Linked DNA regions of Homo sapiens: region 2 is linked to region 1. Evidence: chromatin loops called from intact Hi-C (ENCODE). Cell type or tissue: heart left ventricle. All regions are shown on one strand.

Region 1 (8,000 bases):
GGGGTGGGGGTGTCGGTGGAAAGAGCAGTTATAGCCAAGGATCCTATTTTTGAGCAGATGGCTATTTTGGGAGCCCTGCTGCCCCTCGAGGGCCTGTGGATTTTCCATGAAGTAATGGCCTGGGCCTCCTGCTGCCTGGGCCCGCCCTGCTGCTGGCCGCTGCACTGGTGGAATAAGGCCCCATTCACCAGCGCGACCCTCAGCGTACTAATTGTGTACACAAGTTTATCTGACTGGGTGGGGAGGGGAAGGAGCCCGGCTGCCTGGAAGCTCTTACAATAAGTGTATTCTGAGCAAGAAAGGGAAGGGGCCGAGCAGAACAATAGGCTCACTGTGCAGCCTGGTTCCCTCAGGGACCTATGGCTGGGAGCAACGGAGGCTGGGGCCCATCCCATCAGGGGACCAGGGCCTACTTGGGGTGGCCAGGAGAGGTGACACCCCCAGGGACCCCTAAAGCCTGAAGAATCAAGACAAGGGGCCAGACACCTCCCTCCTGCTAGAGAATCCAAATCCTTCAGGTGTCCCACCTGGGGCTGAGACAGGATGGGCAAAAGGCCTCATCCCATAAGGCCCTTCCCTGGCTTCTGGAAGGAGGTGCAGTTGGGGCACTGGGGACCCTATTCCAGGCCTTGAGGCAGGCTGGGCCTCGGCGTGCTGCCGCCACCAGTCTGGGCAGGCTGTGGTGAGAGCCAGGTGATGATAGTGTCCTGAGCCCGCACGTACTTGAGCTCCTGGGCAATGGCGGCGATCTGCTCCACGCGGTCCTGGTGCGCAGCCAGGTCGCTCTCGAAGGCCTCGTGCTTGCGAATGAGGGCTTTGATGTCCGATAGTGTGGCCGTCTCGTAGTCCCGGTGCTTCAGCATGGCTTCCTTCCCTGGTAGGAGCAGAGAGACGCTTAGACCACAGCACGGCAGCTGTGGGGCAGGAGTCTGGAGGGGCTGTCCAAGCAGAGGGAGGGAAAGAGAGACTGTGGACCCCACATCCTTCCATGCCAATGACAGTGGCATGGAAACTTCCAGAATCTTCTTCCGTACCCTCCAGGGATCTCTAAGCCCAACTGTAACCTGGATGGACCTGGATGGACACTTCAGGGTTGCTCAGCCTGAGAGAGAGATTCCATCTCAACCTGTGTGTCCTAAACTTAGCAACTTTTGTTAGTAGGAAACCATACAAATCGGGCCGTGGTAGCACGGCTTAGAAAGGTAGCACCTGTTTCTGGAGGGCTTTGATCCGGAGAAGCACCCGGGGTCAAAGCCCATGTCCCAGCAGGCTTGGGGAAGGGGAAGCATCAGAGCCAGCTTCTTCTAGGACCCTGACCCTGCACCCGCACAGGTGGTGGTCCTCTCCACGTCTAAGTGCCCCACGCTGTCCTAAGGTGTCCTGTGTGCATTGGGGCGGGCCCACCATCAGGCCCTTTAAAGGAAAGGAGGAACGCTGTTATTAGTCCCTGATCCTGGCTAATTACACATCCCAGAACCAAAGCTCAAGGAAGCCCTGCAAGCAAGTGAAGGTCTTTAGGGAACCGCAGGGAAAATGCCAGCCTGGGAAGGTGGCTGCACCCCAGCTCCTACAGGGGCCCTGCCTCAGGCACACCACCTTGGGCTTCCCCCAAGTGGTAGCGGAGATCCCCTCAGCTCTGTCCCAGCACCTGACAGCTGCCCGCCCAGTGCAGCCACCGAGGCCTCTCTGGGCCTGTGCCTTCATCTGTAAAATGGGGCCAGCCCCAGTACCTGTGTGGCATGGAACTATTCTCAAGTTTCAGTGAGGTGGTGTTCGAGCACAGCAGGCATGGAGCCAGTACCAGCCTCACCTCAGCCTCTCCCAGTCTCAACTGTCAGGCACCTACCAGACTCCCCACAGGATCGGCTCTGGCACTGATGGCCAAGAAGTGGGAGGCCTGGGAGACTCTGGCTCCACCGGCCCTGCTGCGCAGCCCTGGGGCAGGAGGCTCAGCCACAAGGCGGCCTTGCAATTCCCTTCTCCAACTGCTTTCTCCCAGGGGCAGGAACCAGAAACAGCAGGTGACATCTCCCTCTGCCTCCGCAGAGTCCTGGCAAGGGTGCACCGAGAGGATGTGGGCAGCGGACCATTGCCACAGCTATCTGGGATCCAGGCCAAGGGACAACTGGAGTGGGGACAAGGGGTCGTTCGGGGTTGGTCGTATTCCCAGGAAATCAAGTCCCTCAGAGAAGCATCCACGACGACCCTCCCGCTGCGGGCTGTGGGGGATGGTGAGGGGTGTGGAGTGAAGGTGGCCCACCCACCCCAGGGCGGAGGAGGCCGCTACGACCAGACCCTGGGGTGTGGAGGGCCTGCCTGTCCTGTTTCACGTAACTGCTACTTGAGAGGACAGAGGCTCTGAGTCTTGGGAATTAGTAGGCCAGCCTGCCTGGGGGCTCTGGCAGACGCCATGGGCAGACCCGCGTGGATGCCCAGTCAGGTAGGGGTGGGGCAGGGACGTGTGGAGGCCGCTGAACCAGCTGGGCCCTGGCCGGAGACTGAGCTGGCTTCTAAACACCTCAGGTGAAGGCTGCCCCAGAGCCCTTCCCAGGGGAGGAATGCCAGTGGGGCCACCACACCCAGCCCCTTGGCCTCAGGAAACCATCTGCAGGGCCTCATGGAGCCCTGTAGAGGGACTGAAGAGCTGATGGGTGGGCAGAAAGACCCCCAGAAGGTTCAGCCACAGGGCGACGCCCAGGCCTCCATGGATAAGGACGGCTGGAGCCACCTGAGCTGTCTGTTGAACGAATGAGTGAATCCGGGAATGGATGGAGGCCACCAACCACACAAGATGGCATCGGTGCTAACACGCTCTCCTCACATGGGTGCCTTTCTGCCAGGCAAGAGGGAAGTGCGGCACCCGGCCTGGCCAGGCCCTTCCTCCCTCACTATCCACTCTCTCACTCGCACTCTTTCCTGGTAGCAAAGGGGCTGGGCTGCTCTGAGGCTGGCAGCTGCCGCGGGAATGGCGAGCTGAGCTCATGTGAGGAGGGCACAAGCTGGGCCGTGGCCAGGGCTGCAGGCCGTGTGGAGCTGCACACTCGCATGCGGGCCAGGGTGGGGAGGGGTGAGAAAATGCACTCAGGAATGCAAGGAAGGGCTCAGCTGGGCGGAGTGGCGGCCGGAGGGCCAGGGAGACTGTGTTGGGAAGGTGGTGGCCAGAGTGGGAGAGGAGTCCTGTGAGTGGCTCTTGTGGCTCTCCCAGGCACTGGCAGCTTTCTGAAGGCTTCCAGACCCCTGGGATCTGAAATCTCAACCTTGGCATGACCCAAAAGAGGGCCAGGGACGTGATGAAATCCCACATCTGGAGCCAACGGCCAGGCAGCTGCAGGGCTGCCGAGAACAGAAAGCACAGTGGCGCTCCTGCAGGGGGAGCCAGGCCCGGGAAGGAGGCTCTGGGAAGGGATGGGAGGTGGGAGGAGCTCACAGGTGGGCCATGCTGAAGGGTGGGCCGAAGGCAGTGGGTGAGCACTGTCTGAGGGTGAGCACTGGCTGTGGTCCGGCAGCAGGCCCAGGAGGCAGGCCCTCCTCTAGCCTGAGGGACGTGCCAGTGAACATGGGCTCCCCAGCCTTCCGTCCACGCTCACAGAGGTGTGGGAGAGGGAAGCCGACTCTGAACACAGGGTGCGGGGGATGGAAGAGGCCTGCCCCACACACTCGCCCTGGATGGGGAAGACACGCAGAGGGGACAAACAGATGGGTGTAAGGTCACTTCCCTGAAGTGCTGGAGGGGGCTTGGCTGTGTTCCTGGATGACTGACAGGGTCCCACCTCTGAGGCGAGGGCAGACTGGGCAACAAAGAGGACCTGGCCCCTGAATGGTCCCTGCTTTCTGGGGCTGAAGGAATCCAAAGCAGCATTTCTTTCCTTTTTTTTTGAGACAGGGTCTTGCTCTGTCACCCAGGCTGGAGTGCAGTGGTACAATCACGGCTCACTGCAGCCTTGACCTCCCTGGCTCAATCAATCCTCCCACCTCAGCCTCCAAAGTAGCTGGGACCACAGGTGTGCACCACTATGCCTGGCTAATTTTATTATTCTAAAATTTTTTTGTATAGGCAGGGTCTCGCTATGTTGCCCAGGCTGGTCTCAAACTCTTGGGCTCAAGTGATCCTCCTGCCTTGGCCTGCCAAAGTGCTGGGATTACAGGTGTGAGCCACTGAACCTGGCTCTAAAGCAGCATTTCTGACACACACACATGCTCCCAAGCAGCAAGAAAGGGCACCTGAGAAACAGACCCAACGTGGCAGGGGGCTGTGTGTGCACACCCATGCATGCCTGAGAGACAGGAGGGGAGCACGGGAGCGGGGCTGGGCAGAGTGGGGCAGAGCTGGGCCGTACCGTCAGTCCAGGCCTCGTGGATGGAGGCCTTCTGCCGGAACTTCTCTGCCAGGTGGTCGAGCCGCTCCAGCCTGCGGATCTCATTCAGCAGCCACTCCTCGTAGCCCTTCTCAGCCTGCTCCAAGTGCTGCCAGCCATTGTTGATGTCCTGGGGCAGGGCAGGAGCAGGCAGGGCTATCACAAGGAAGTGGAGGCACCCAGGGGGATGTCTCCAAGGGATGCTGATGGGAAGGTGGCAGAACTTGGCTGGGGTCATGTCTGTGTCATGCTTTGCTATTATACCTGGATGCCTACACAGGGCCCCCCAGCACTCAGCAGGTACAATCAATTCTGGATTAACAAAATGAATGCGTGAACGGGTGAGTGCATGAATGAATGGATGAATACCATAGATGGGGAGGTGGTACCGTCCAGGGCGCACTGCCCCTCCGCTGATGAAGGGCCTCAAGCACATGGCGGTCATGCCATCATGGCAGACCACGGCTCCAAATTCACACCACTCCACACCCACACAACCCGTGGCAAGGATTTGGGATGCGTATAAAACCCTGGGTGTAAAATACAGTGAGTGAGGGCCAAAGGGGAGCACAATGCCGAGTGAAGTGCACCCCTCCCCGACCACTGCATCCGAAAGGCCATGCCATGTCCCACAGGACATCAACAACTTAGGAAAGATTACGCTGGCCAAACTGCCCACAGGCAGTTCTAGGGCTGCCTCTGCCCCTCACAGCTGCTCCCATGTGAATCCTGGTGCTCACCGAGACCATCTTGCCCTCGGAGGGCATGAAGGCGGGCCGGTTGCTGAGGCGCAGCTTGGTCTGCAGCGTGTTGAAGTTGATCTCCAGCTGGCACTTCTCCTGCACCTTGGGCGGCTTGTGCACACGCCGGTAGTCGCGGAAGTCCTCCAGCTTCTGCTGCATCTCCTGGATAGTCTTTTGGGGCACACGGTCCTCCAGCCAGGGGATGGTGCGCCGGATCCACTCCAGGAGCTGTGGGCCACAGAAGCCAGCGTGGCCTTTGTGGGGGACCCTCAGAGTGCTGACGGGCTGCCCCCCAGCTTATGGGCACATGGGATCTGGATCTTTGAGGGCCCCACCTTAGGGGGTTACCCCTGCTCCCCAGCCCAACTTCTCCACGATTCCTGCTAGAACCCCCAACCTGGAACTCTGGGAGCGTGGGCTCCCTCCCTGTCCCTGCATCACTGTACTGTTCTCTTGTTACTTCCTGTTCCTGCCTGTGCTTTTCTTTTTAAAGACAGGTTCACGCTTTGTCACCCAGGCTGGAGTGAAGTGGCATGATCATAGCAACCTCCCGGGCTGAAGCCATCCTTCCACCTCAGTCTCCCAAGTAGTTGGGACTACAGGTGCCTACCTCCGAGCCTGGCTGATTTTTATTTTAAGTTTTTATAGAGAAGGGGGTCTCAGTATACTGCCCAGGCTGGTCTTGAGCTCCTGAACTTCAAGCAATCCCACTTTAGCCTCCCAAAGTGGTGGGATGACAGGGGTGAGCCACCATGCCTGGCCCATGCCTTTGCTCTTAGTCTTTTCCCTCAGGTCTAAGAGGGGAAACCTCCACTCCCATGCCCCCGCCAAAAAGGTCCCTTTCCATGCTGTCACATGCCCCACTGCCGCTGTCTTCACTGAGCTCCATGCTGAGAGCCTGACTGCTTCTGGGCTCACTAAGTGCCTCAAGGGCAAGGCCGACAAGCCCACCTGGCTCAGTCTGGCTAGGCCAGTATGTGCACTGGGCCTGGGACATAAATTAGAAAATAAAATTGAAAAAGAAACAAACATATTCTTTTAGGAACTACTCAGATCTTTAATGGAGTGAGAAAGGGTAACAAACAGTTGGACATTCTAAAACAATTCTAGGCCAGGCACGCTGGTTCACACCTGTAATCCCAGCACTTTGGGAGGCTGAGGTGAGTGGATCACCTGAGGTCAGGAGTTCAAGATCAGCCTGACCAACATGGTGAAACCCCATCTCTACTAAAAAAAATACAAAAATTAGCTGGGCGTGGTGGTGCGCGCCTGTAATCCCAGCTACTTGGGAGGCTGAGGCAGGAGAACTGCTTGAACCTGGGAGGCAGAGGTTGCAGTGAGCCAAGGTCGTGCCATTGCACTCCAGCCTGGGTGACAAGAGTGAAACTCCATCTCAAAAAAATAATAAAACAATTCTAGAAGTACAAAATCAGTTATCTGCCAGCACGGACAAGCTGGAGAAGTGGTTCCCAAATGCCAACTTCTGGCAAAGTGAGAAATTCAAAGACAGAAATACCTCTGTGTGGATACATTGTGAGGCGTGCTGCCAGCTGCCCTTTCTTGGCAATGGCTGGGGTTCTAAGAATAACCTTTTTACCTTATCTTGGTGTTAGAAGTGCTGGTGGTAACAGATGGTAGTGTTTCTTTTTAAAACATCCGTAACTTGGCAAAATAAAAAGCTGGCCCTCTTAGGTTGGACATCCAATAGTTTTTCAAATTTTCCTGGTCTATGAGATTGCAAAATCTGGGAACCACTGGTTCTAGATGAGCAGTCAAACCACTGCTCTTTGGGAAATTTTATTTTATTTTATTTTTATTTTAATGGAGTCTTGCTCTGTCGCTAGGCTAGAGTACAGTGGCGCAATCTTGGCTCACTGCAACCTCTGCCTCCCAGGCTCAAGCGATCCTCCTGCCTCAGCCTCCCAAGTAGCTGGGACTACAGGTGTGTGCCACAACACCCGGCTAATTTTTGTATTTTCAGTAGAGACAAGGTTTCACCATGTTGGCCAGGCTGGTTTTGAACTCCAGACCTCAAGTGATCCACCTGCCTTGGCCTCCCAAAATGCTGCGATTACAGGTGTGAGCCACTGCGCCCAGCCTACGTTTATTTTTTAAATATGGAGATTTCAAAAATGAAGAGCCTCCAGAAGAGTTGTACTAACCACCCTTATTTCCAACTGAAGCATTGGGTTTGGACTCTAGAGCAGGGCTGCCTGGGTGAAGCCCAGCTCTCTGTCCCACTAGTCATGTAACAGCAGGCACGTGCCTGACCCTCCCTGGGCCTCAGTTTCCTCACTTGGAAAGGAGGATAATCCGAGTTCCCGTCTTGCTGGGCTGCTCGTTAAGCACCTGCACAGGGCCTGCTATCCTATTGGTTCCCAGGCCCCTCTCCATCCTTCTGAATCACTCTCTCCAGGGCCAGGGCACGGGAAGAGGGGCTTTCACAAAGCTCCCCAGGTGATTCTAAAGCACTGAGGTGCCCAGGAAACACTGTCCCTGAGCATCTCTGTAGGAACCCAAGCTCGGGAGCCCAGGGGCTGGCTGGCAAGGTGGCTGCCGGTCTGACCCTTAGCCTTGTGGAAGCAAACGGAGAGGTCGTGTACACACCAGCTGGCTAAATGCCATGGTCTGTGACCACGCAGCCTTTTCTAGGTCATCTCGCTGCCACACCTGCTTTCCCCCTGCAAGAGTCACAGTGACCTCTGGCTGAGGATAATGAGGTGGCCCTGACTTTCACTGGGGGAACACTCACGTCGCTGGCCAGCTTCTCGTAGTCCTCCATCAGGTGCTCGTTCTCTTGGTTGACAGCCAGCACCTTACAGATCCGGTTGGCGGCAGTTTCAGCCTGGAGGGGAGCACACAGTCAGGGCTGCCTGGGGGCTGGCCACCCTCCCTCCTGACG
Region 2 (8,000 bases), 54 kb after region 1:
GAGTCTCACTCTCTTGCCAGGCTGGAGTGCAGTGGCACGACCTCGGCTCACTGCAACCTCCGCCTCTCAGGTTCAAGCAATTCCCCTGCCTCAGCCTCCTGAGTAGCTGGGACTACAGGCGCGCACCACCATGCCCAGCTAATGTTTTGTATTTTAGTAGAGACGGGGTATCACCATGTTGGCCAGGATGGTCTCAAACTCCCGACCTCGTGATCTGTGCGCCTTGGCCTCCCAAAGTGCTGGGATTACAGGAGTGAGCCACTGCGCCTGGCCCTTCATCGTCCATCTTTTCTTTAAGGACAGGGTTGGGTTGGTTTTCTTTCTTGTTGTATCTCCAAGCCTAATATGGTATCTGGGTAAATGTCAGGTGGATTGAAGAGAAAGAATATTAACAAATCACAGGATCTAGGATCACAGGAAACTTACATGGCTCTCCTGTTTAATCTTCAAACTTCCTTCTAAAGCTGTTAGGATGTTAGGAGGGGCACAGGAAGGGGGGCACTCTAACTGTATCCTGATCCTGCATTAGCATTTCAGAGGCCGTTGGTTCCATCAAGAAACTGGACTGTGCAAAGCATGAAATGAGACACCACATTACAACCTCATCTGAGTAATCACCCAGGGTTTATTTGTAATTCTAAGGAACAGGCACCTCCAGAGACATAACTCCTTCCTTAACCAGGCCTGGCTCTTCTGACTGCCTTCCGCCGTATAAATAGGAAGCCAGCTTGCATATTTTGCATTAATGCCTTCACGCAGGGCTGCTTTGAGTTTATTTTTGTTGCTTTCATTTTAAGACTGTGTTTATACCTCTTAGACTTCCAGCCAGAGGAAAAATGACAAGATACAAACCTTGTCCTTTTTTCAGGGACGCTCCAGACGGTTCCTGGAGGCACATGGGAAGATTAGCGACTCAGAGATGCCAAGTCACTGGCATTGGGTAGTTCTCCAAAATGGTTTTTTTTTTTTTTTGGTGGAAGAAACAGATACATCAGACTAGTCCAGCGTCTCAGTTTCCACACTTCATAACAATGGGGCACCGTGCACCTAGTGTCTAACTTACCACGCTGCCTTTGGGCCACAAATTCCATACTGTAACAGCCAATTACCCAAAACACTAAATAGGGAATGGCTCAAAAAAGGCTGTCTCTGAAAAAGCAGCAGCATTTTGATGAGCAAAAATAGTAAGAGAGGATTTTTTAAACTTAGAAAAACGAGGAAAGTTGAACCCAGCTAAGAATATTTCTGAGACACCCCCCACCCCTTGTGATTTTTCTCCCGCTAGGATTTTCCCTTGACTCGCCTCTTTAGAGACTGCTAAACACACACACACATACACACACTCATTTTTTAATCCCACCAACTCTCCTCGCCCCAAGGCCAGAGGCTTGGCGGTGACAGCTTCGAACAATGACATCACCCTAGGTTTGCCTCCTTGGCAGGGTCACCAATACTGTTTGCAGTCAATTTCCTGTAAAGGCTCTTTAAGGCAGGAAACTAGTCCTGTGCCTTGAGTCCTCCCCCTGTTCTGAGCCATCGTGTCAGGTCAAAACAAAGACTTTTTGTGTTGTTGTTTTTTTCCCCTTTTAGGAAAACAAGACTTCCCTGCACTTTTAATGAGCACCTTAATTACAAGCTAAAGAATTAGATATATTTACGGATGACCTCATGCTCGCTGATAATTAGCAATTTGAAAGACCTGGCACATCCCTAGACTCAGTTCTTTCTCCTTCACCCCCTCCCCCAAGCATTCAGGTTAATTACTAAGCTTGACCTTCCAAAACAAAGTGGGTTGGGCCCAGTCAGTCCCTACCTCCCCCAGAGCTCCCCAGCACCGAGGGGCTTGTTCCTCCCTCCCACTAAGTCAAGAATGGAAACTGCCTTAGAGAGGGTTGATTAGCCTGGGATAATGATCTAGGAGGGGTGACAGATTTCTGGGGGCCCCACTCTAAGTGTTGACAAGTTTTAATTAATGCCCAGGCTAATTGAACCCTGGCACAGTCAAGGGGAAGAAAACTGCTCATCTCAGAGGCAAGAAGTGTTTGGATATGCACAGTCCCAGCCGTGATGGCGGGGAGGTGTCTCCGAGCGGGCTCCCACTGCGGACCTGTGTGTACTTCGTGTTCTCCTGGCACGTGGATCCCACAACTGGAGATGCAGCTGACTCAGGCAGTTACTTTCCATACATTTTCTTGTGCTAGAAGGGTGTCAACAGCCTGATCAGGAAAGCGCAAACCGGGTGGCCTTCCCTTAGGGTCCTGCCTCAGGCCAACAATGGGCAGCTCCTGAACAAGGCTGCACCGCCCCACCCCCAGCCCCCATCGGTTGTCACTCCGTTGTAACATTTTCCAAATTTGCTTCAGGCCTGCACCCTGTTAGGGGAGAGGCTGGGAGGCGGACATTCTCCTCATTCTTTTGCCTTATTAGGTTGTGGATTTGATTGCTTTTGGGGGGGACAGGGGCGAAGTTGAAGAATGGCATCAGGAAGTGACCCCAGGAAAGGGGGGGGCGCGGGAGGAAGGAGGAAAAGGGAATGGAGCAGCAGGCGTGAGAAGCACTGTTGGGAAGAGGCCTGGAAGGGGCAGGGCTCCTCCAAGCCCTCTAGAAAGTCCCACGTTCCAGGTCGGCAGCTGGGCACAGGCTCCTGTGCACCTCTTGGCCCCATCTGACAGCATTTCTGGGCAGTTATTTTTAGGGTTATCAGTGGGAAGCCCTTCCTGCTTCTACATCACACACCAACTGAAGAGAGGGCAGCCTGACTCCAGGCTGTGGGATGTTTCTAACTTGAGTTGGACTTTGCTTTGCGGGGAAGGGGACCCAGGGAAAGAAGGGAACCCGGGGAAAGAGCCCCCCGGCTGATAGCAAACTTAGTAACAAGTTAAATTACTCATGAAAGAACCTTCCTGGCACTGCCTATGGCACATCCCAACACAAAATTGTTCAGGGCCTGTAACTCTGAAACAAGAAGCCACCTCCCAGATAATGAGGCCCAGATGGATGCAGGGGCTGGGGAGAGGGCTGCGTTAAGTCACTTGCTCAAGTGCCCACTGCCACTTGTTGGAGGGCACTTCTTCGAAGTTGCTGGCTGGGCTCAGGACTTGGCGCTTCCTGGGGAGCACTGGAGGAAAGGGGTGTATGTTTTGGTTTCCCACTGAGCTGCGTATTTCAGCAGGCCCCTTTGAGGGGGAGACTCAAGTAGCAGATCCCACCTGGATGCAGGACCATGTGCCATTGAAATCATTTTGGGAAGCTGCATTTATTGAGCACTTACAATGTACCAGGCACCAGAGTGCTTCCTGCGCACTATCACGTCTAATCCTCAAACTGAGGATAGGATGATGCCCCTTTTCAAAGAAGGACACTGAGGCTTAACCCCCGCCACCTGCCCAGGGTCGCACAGCCAGCCGGTGGTGGAGGAGGTGGGTGTGGAGCCCAGGTCGGCCTCCCTCCATGCTCTGGCCCAGCCTTCTTGCCACTGACACCTTTCACTACCTCCTAGTTCTGGGCAGTGGGGAGTGGGGGATGTCAAAGGCACTCTCCCACAGGAGCTTCAGTGCTCTCAACACCCCCTCCCGGGGTGCAGCTAGCTAACTGCTTGGGCCCAGGGACAGCCTGTGGTACTGCGAATCCCAGTGACATCTGAGCTGCCTCCTATCTTGGTGGGTAGGCTGGGTGCTATCAGCTAACCACCAGCTGAGCAGGTGGCTCCTCCCAGCCCCTGGGACCATGCAGGAAACTCTCTGATCCTGAATAGCCTTTAACTTCCCCAGAAAAAACTCTCCCAAAGTGGGAGTGAAGCAATACATGCCTCAAATACAAGTAATGAGCTCTAGGTTCTCTTCTCAAAACATGTCCACCTCCTTATCATCTATGCCTTTCAAAAAAGAGGAAGGCAGCATCTCATAAGGACTGCTGGGCAGGGCCTCCCCGGAAGTCTTAACCAGGTGGAAAAGGAAATAGGAACCGGCTGTGCTAATATCCCCCAGCCCTCTCCTTCATGGCACTGCAGTGCTCCCGTGCCCAGGCTGCAGGGACGGGCTCAATCCAGCAACACTCACCACCCTCGCTATCTCCACTGAATCCTTCTATGGTAAACCTACTGATGCTAGGCAGTCTAATCCTTTAGGATGGAGGCTGGAGTTCTCCTGGATGATTTCTGCCCCTACCTTACTTGCACGAACTGAGCTATATTACAGCTGTCATGTGTTATCTGAAGTGGGGAGAAACACATCTGAAACCACACAAAGAGGCAAGCGCCGCTACCCTAACCTTATCCCACAGTGGGACCAGAATGCAACTCGGTTTGTCGGTGTGGGGAAGGCAATATCAAGGACACTGCGGTATTTAAGTCACACATTTGGCCATGAGCATCTGAATGAGTTTAAAAAAAAAAACACAACACTGGAGTATTTCCTGGGATGGGAACGCTAAGTTCCACAAGCAGCACTAAGGCAGTTATTTAAAGAAAAGAATAGCACCTGGAAGCGTAGCTTGGCAGGCAGGAATAAACTGAAGGCAGCACACTCCTAGGCCACCCGCGTTGCAGGGCAACAGAGGAGCTGTGGCAACCCAGCCTCGCCAGCAGACTGGGAGCCGATCCCACTTCTCAATACAGGGCGGCCGTTCCGGCTGCGCGTGGTCATCTGGGCGGCAGTGTGCAGCACCACACGCCCTGAGGGGCTGAGACACAGGGCTTGGGGAGACCCTTGGACATGAGAAGGGAGTCTCTCCATTCTTTTTGTCGAAACCTGTGCTAATTCTGAAGAGGCCATCAGCAGGCTGAAAACATATGCCTCAGAAGGCACCCCCTCCCACCTGGGGAGAAGAGTCTGGCCCACTCACGATATCTGTGACAGTGACAGGACGCATGAATGGATACGGACCCAGAACGACAGGTCTGGCTATCACAGGTTCTAAGACATGGCCAAGATGAGCATGGTACCTCATCCTTCAAACCAGCAGCTCCCCGAAGACGATGCTCATGGGGACAGGAACTGGTAGCGCTACTCCAAAGAGGCAGCTAAGAAATGTTCGATTGCACGCCGGACCCCCTAATACTTGCCCTCGGCAACCTGCCCGCAGCGGGGGCAAAGGCCCGCCCCTCCTGCACACTCACCTCCTTTATGAAAGTTTCCATGACTGACCCCACCTGCCCTGATTCACCCCTTTCCTCTCCCGGGACACAGCTAGAGTGCTGTGAGCTTGTCGGTGTGCCGTTTAGTGTCCTTCTGAGGTCTCATGTGGCCTTGCTCTCTCCCCAGCTACACCGCGAGCTCTTTGAGAGCACGGACCAGGTCTCCGGTTTCTCTCATACCCCTAAAGGCTCGGCACAGAGCTCTGCTCTGAAGAGGGGCCCAGCGAGGGCTGCTGTCTGGCCATGGCGGTCATATTTCTACCTGAGTGCTGGACTCTGGGGCCCAAGAAGCCCCAACTCATGTTACACAAGAAGCCGGTTGGCTATAAAATGTGGCCGGGCGCAGTGGCTCACACCCGTAATCCCAGCACTTTGGGAGGCTGAGGCGGGTGGATCACCTGAGGTCAGCAGTTCACAACCAGCCCGGCCAACATGATGAAACCCCGTCTCTACTAAAAATACAAAAAACTAGCTAGGCGTGGTGGCCGGCACCTGTAATCCCAGCTACTTGGGAGGCTGAAGCAGAAGAATCACTTGAACCCAGGAGGCGGAAGTTGCAGTGAGCCAAGATTGTGACATTGCACTCCACTCCTGAACAACAAGAGGGAAACTCTGTCTTTAAAAAAAAAAAAAAACAGACCCACTTTGCTCAGCAGCCCCTAATTCTGTTACCCAAGTGGTGACTGCTGGAGTCTTTCAAAGGACCTTTTATGTCTTTATAGTGTGATAGAAAGAGGCAGCTCCCCCTCCAAGACAGACTTTCCTATCTGCAGCAGCTTGGAGCAGGTTCAGCTCAGCATAAATGCATAATAAGCCACCCACCATGGAAACTTACAGCTGTGTCCCAAACGTGGGGTAGGACTCAACCTAATCCGACACATTTTCCATGTGCCATGCACCTCTTCCCACTCTGAATTGATTTTATAAAGTGGAAGTTTTGTTTTTGTATTTAAGGGGATAAGAATAAACACACACACACTTATCTCCCCTCCTATACAGCTACTTAAAAGATTTAACAAGTTCACATGGCTATGCTGCCAGGAGAATGGAAACCTCGCCATCTTCTTTCCAGCTGAAGCAGCTGGGCTGGCTGCACCATCACAGGCCACCATAATCATTTGCTCCGTTATACTCTACCCACGGGGCGATTTTTGTTGTCAAATCATCAGTGCTAAGGCTGAGAGAATCCCAGCCCATGTTCACTCTAGACAACCCATGAAGGTAACTTCTTGCTGGGTGCTGTGTGTTCAGAGGCAGGAGTGTCTATCAATAGCCCAGAGCTCCCTGTTGCTGTTCCTCCCTCCTTGAGTAAAAGCCACATAACTCGTTTGACAAGCTCTGCCTTCAAATGGGGAGTTGTGGGTCCAATGAAACCTACTGAAACCTGTCATATTCCTGGACTGGTTTCCAGTGAGGTACAGAAAGCTAAGCACCTCAGACTGAATCAGCCTGTATGCCTGTCTCTTTCTCTGAACTAGAACCACCCTCACTCCAACTGACCAAAGGAAACAAGGAGGAAATACTAAGTGAAAGAGGGATTTATAGAGAAGGAAAGGACCTAGGAGAAAAGCCAGTTTAAAAATCAGGCTGCCAGGCCGGGCGCGGTGGCTCACGCCTGTAATCCCAGCACTTTGGGAAGCCGAGGCGGGCGGATAACGAGGTCAGGAGATCAAGACCATCCTGGTTAACACGGTGAAACCCCGTCTCTACAAAAAATACAAAAAATTAGCCGGGCATGGTGGCGGGCGCCTGTAGTCCCAGCTACTCGGGAGGCTGAGGCAGGAGAATGGCGTGAACCTGGGAGGTGGAGCTTGCAGTGAGCCGAGATTGTGCCACTGCACTCCAGCCTGGGCAACAGAGTGAGACTCCGTCTCAAAATAAATAAATAAATAAAAATAAATCAGGCTGCCATCTTCTACAATACTTATTGGAAAAAAAATCAGGCTTCCTGGCTTCCAACTTCAAAGAAGGAGACTCAACATTTTACAAAAGATGCTTTGTAAAGCAAGTGGCATCCCACCAGGTAGAAATGGCCTCTTGATGGGACCAAAGGAGGCTGGAACTTGTTCATGTTGTAAAAGTTAAGCTCCCTAAGAGAGCCACACTACAAAGCCATTATGAGTAGTACACAGTGCCATAAAACTCCAGATTCAAAGTTACCAACGCTTTAATCAAATACACGTGCCGACTGCCGAAATCATCACAGAGATAACTGCAGCTTTTGTTTGGCTGATTCATGTTCTGCCGTCTTGGGGTTCCCACTTTAGAAGTCAGTTCTGGTTTGGCCTGTCCAGGAGGCCTGGGAGGAAAGGGTAGGAGCGCCAGAGTCCTGGAAGCATGAGGTTCCTGACCTACTGGCATCTAAGAGGGACTGAGTTTGCAGGCGCAAGTTGAATGTAGACTCATCAGCACTTCTAACAACACAGCTCTAAGCAATCTGGCTGTGCCCATCTCTTCCACGGGCTCCGCTCTGACCACTCGGGCCTTTCTGCTCCTCGGGGGCCCCCTTGCTTGGTTTTCTCTGTTGGAAGCGCGTTCCTCTGGTGCTCTCTTGGTTCTCTCTTTCTCATCCGTTAAGGAACAGCTGAAATGCCACCTCTTTGAGACCTTCCTCTCCATCTGAAGTACCTGCACTGCACACTCCTCCCCTCACCACCCGCTCGCAAAGCCATTCCCAATCACTAGACTTCAGTGTAGTGTAGAAATAACAGCATAAACTTGAAAGCCTCAACTTCTACATTCAAATCCTGGCACTGTCACAGGGGCAAGTGGCTTAAAGGCCCATGGATCCATTTCTGCATGTAAGGGTAACAACACCTGCTTCACAAGATTATACAAGTGAGTCCATGGGTCGGGCATGGTGGCT

The links. A loop is a pair of places that touch in the nucleus more often than their neighbours do. Peaks named below come from ENCODE experiments on the same cell type or tissue, not always from the same donor. Only the 100,000 strongest peaks of a DNase experiment are listed, where the experiment ranks them.
Region 2: a loop joins it to region 1, with 2.7 times the contacts of the local background. A loop is called at or near these places in 56 of 110 quality-filtered maps.

The regions. Positions count from the first base shown.
Region 1 is chr19:38,714,412-38,722,411 of GRCh38, reverse strand. It overlaps ACTN4 (actinin alpha 4), which reads right to left. Exons shown (of 21, transcript NM_004924.6): 9 at 7,851-7,943; 10 at 5,096-5,326; 11 at 4,338-4,485; 12 at 724-874. The region is part of intron 1 of LOC107985291 (a long non-coding RNA gene); the gene reads left to right. Among named protein-coding and RNA genes, the nearest start is that of CAPN12, 26 kb to the left of the region's middle. RefSeq lists enhancers at 3,056-3,776, 3,811-4,656. In heart left ventricle, a CTCF peak has its summit at 3,364 (motif pointing right); DNase peaks (open chromatin) are centred at 181, 3,031, 3,367 and 6,644; H3K27ac peaks cover 6,493 bases.
Region 2 is chr19:38,660,679-38,668,678 of GRCh38, reverse strand. All of the region lies in intron 1 of ACTN4 (actinin alpha 4), which reads right to left. Among named protein-coding and RNA genes, the nearest start is that of ACTN4, 17 kb to the right of the region's middle. RefSeq lists enhancers at 603-682, 1,521-2,210, 2,276-2,570, 2,211-2,900, 2,901-3,590 and 1 more and silencers at 1,656-1,950, 2,276-2,570. In heart left ventricle, no CTCF peak of the experiment used is centred here; DNase peaks (open chromatin) are centred at 2,277, 2,558 and 4,568; H3K4me3 peaks cover 3,861 bases; H3K27ac peaks cover 8,000 bases.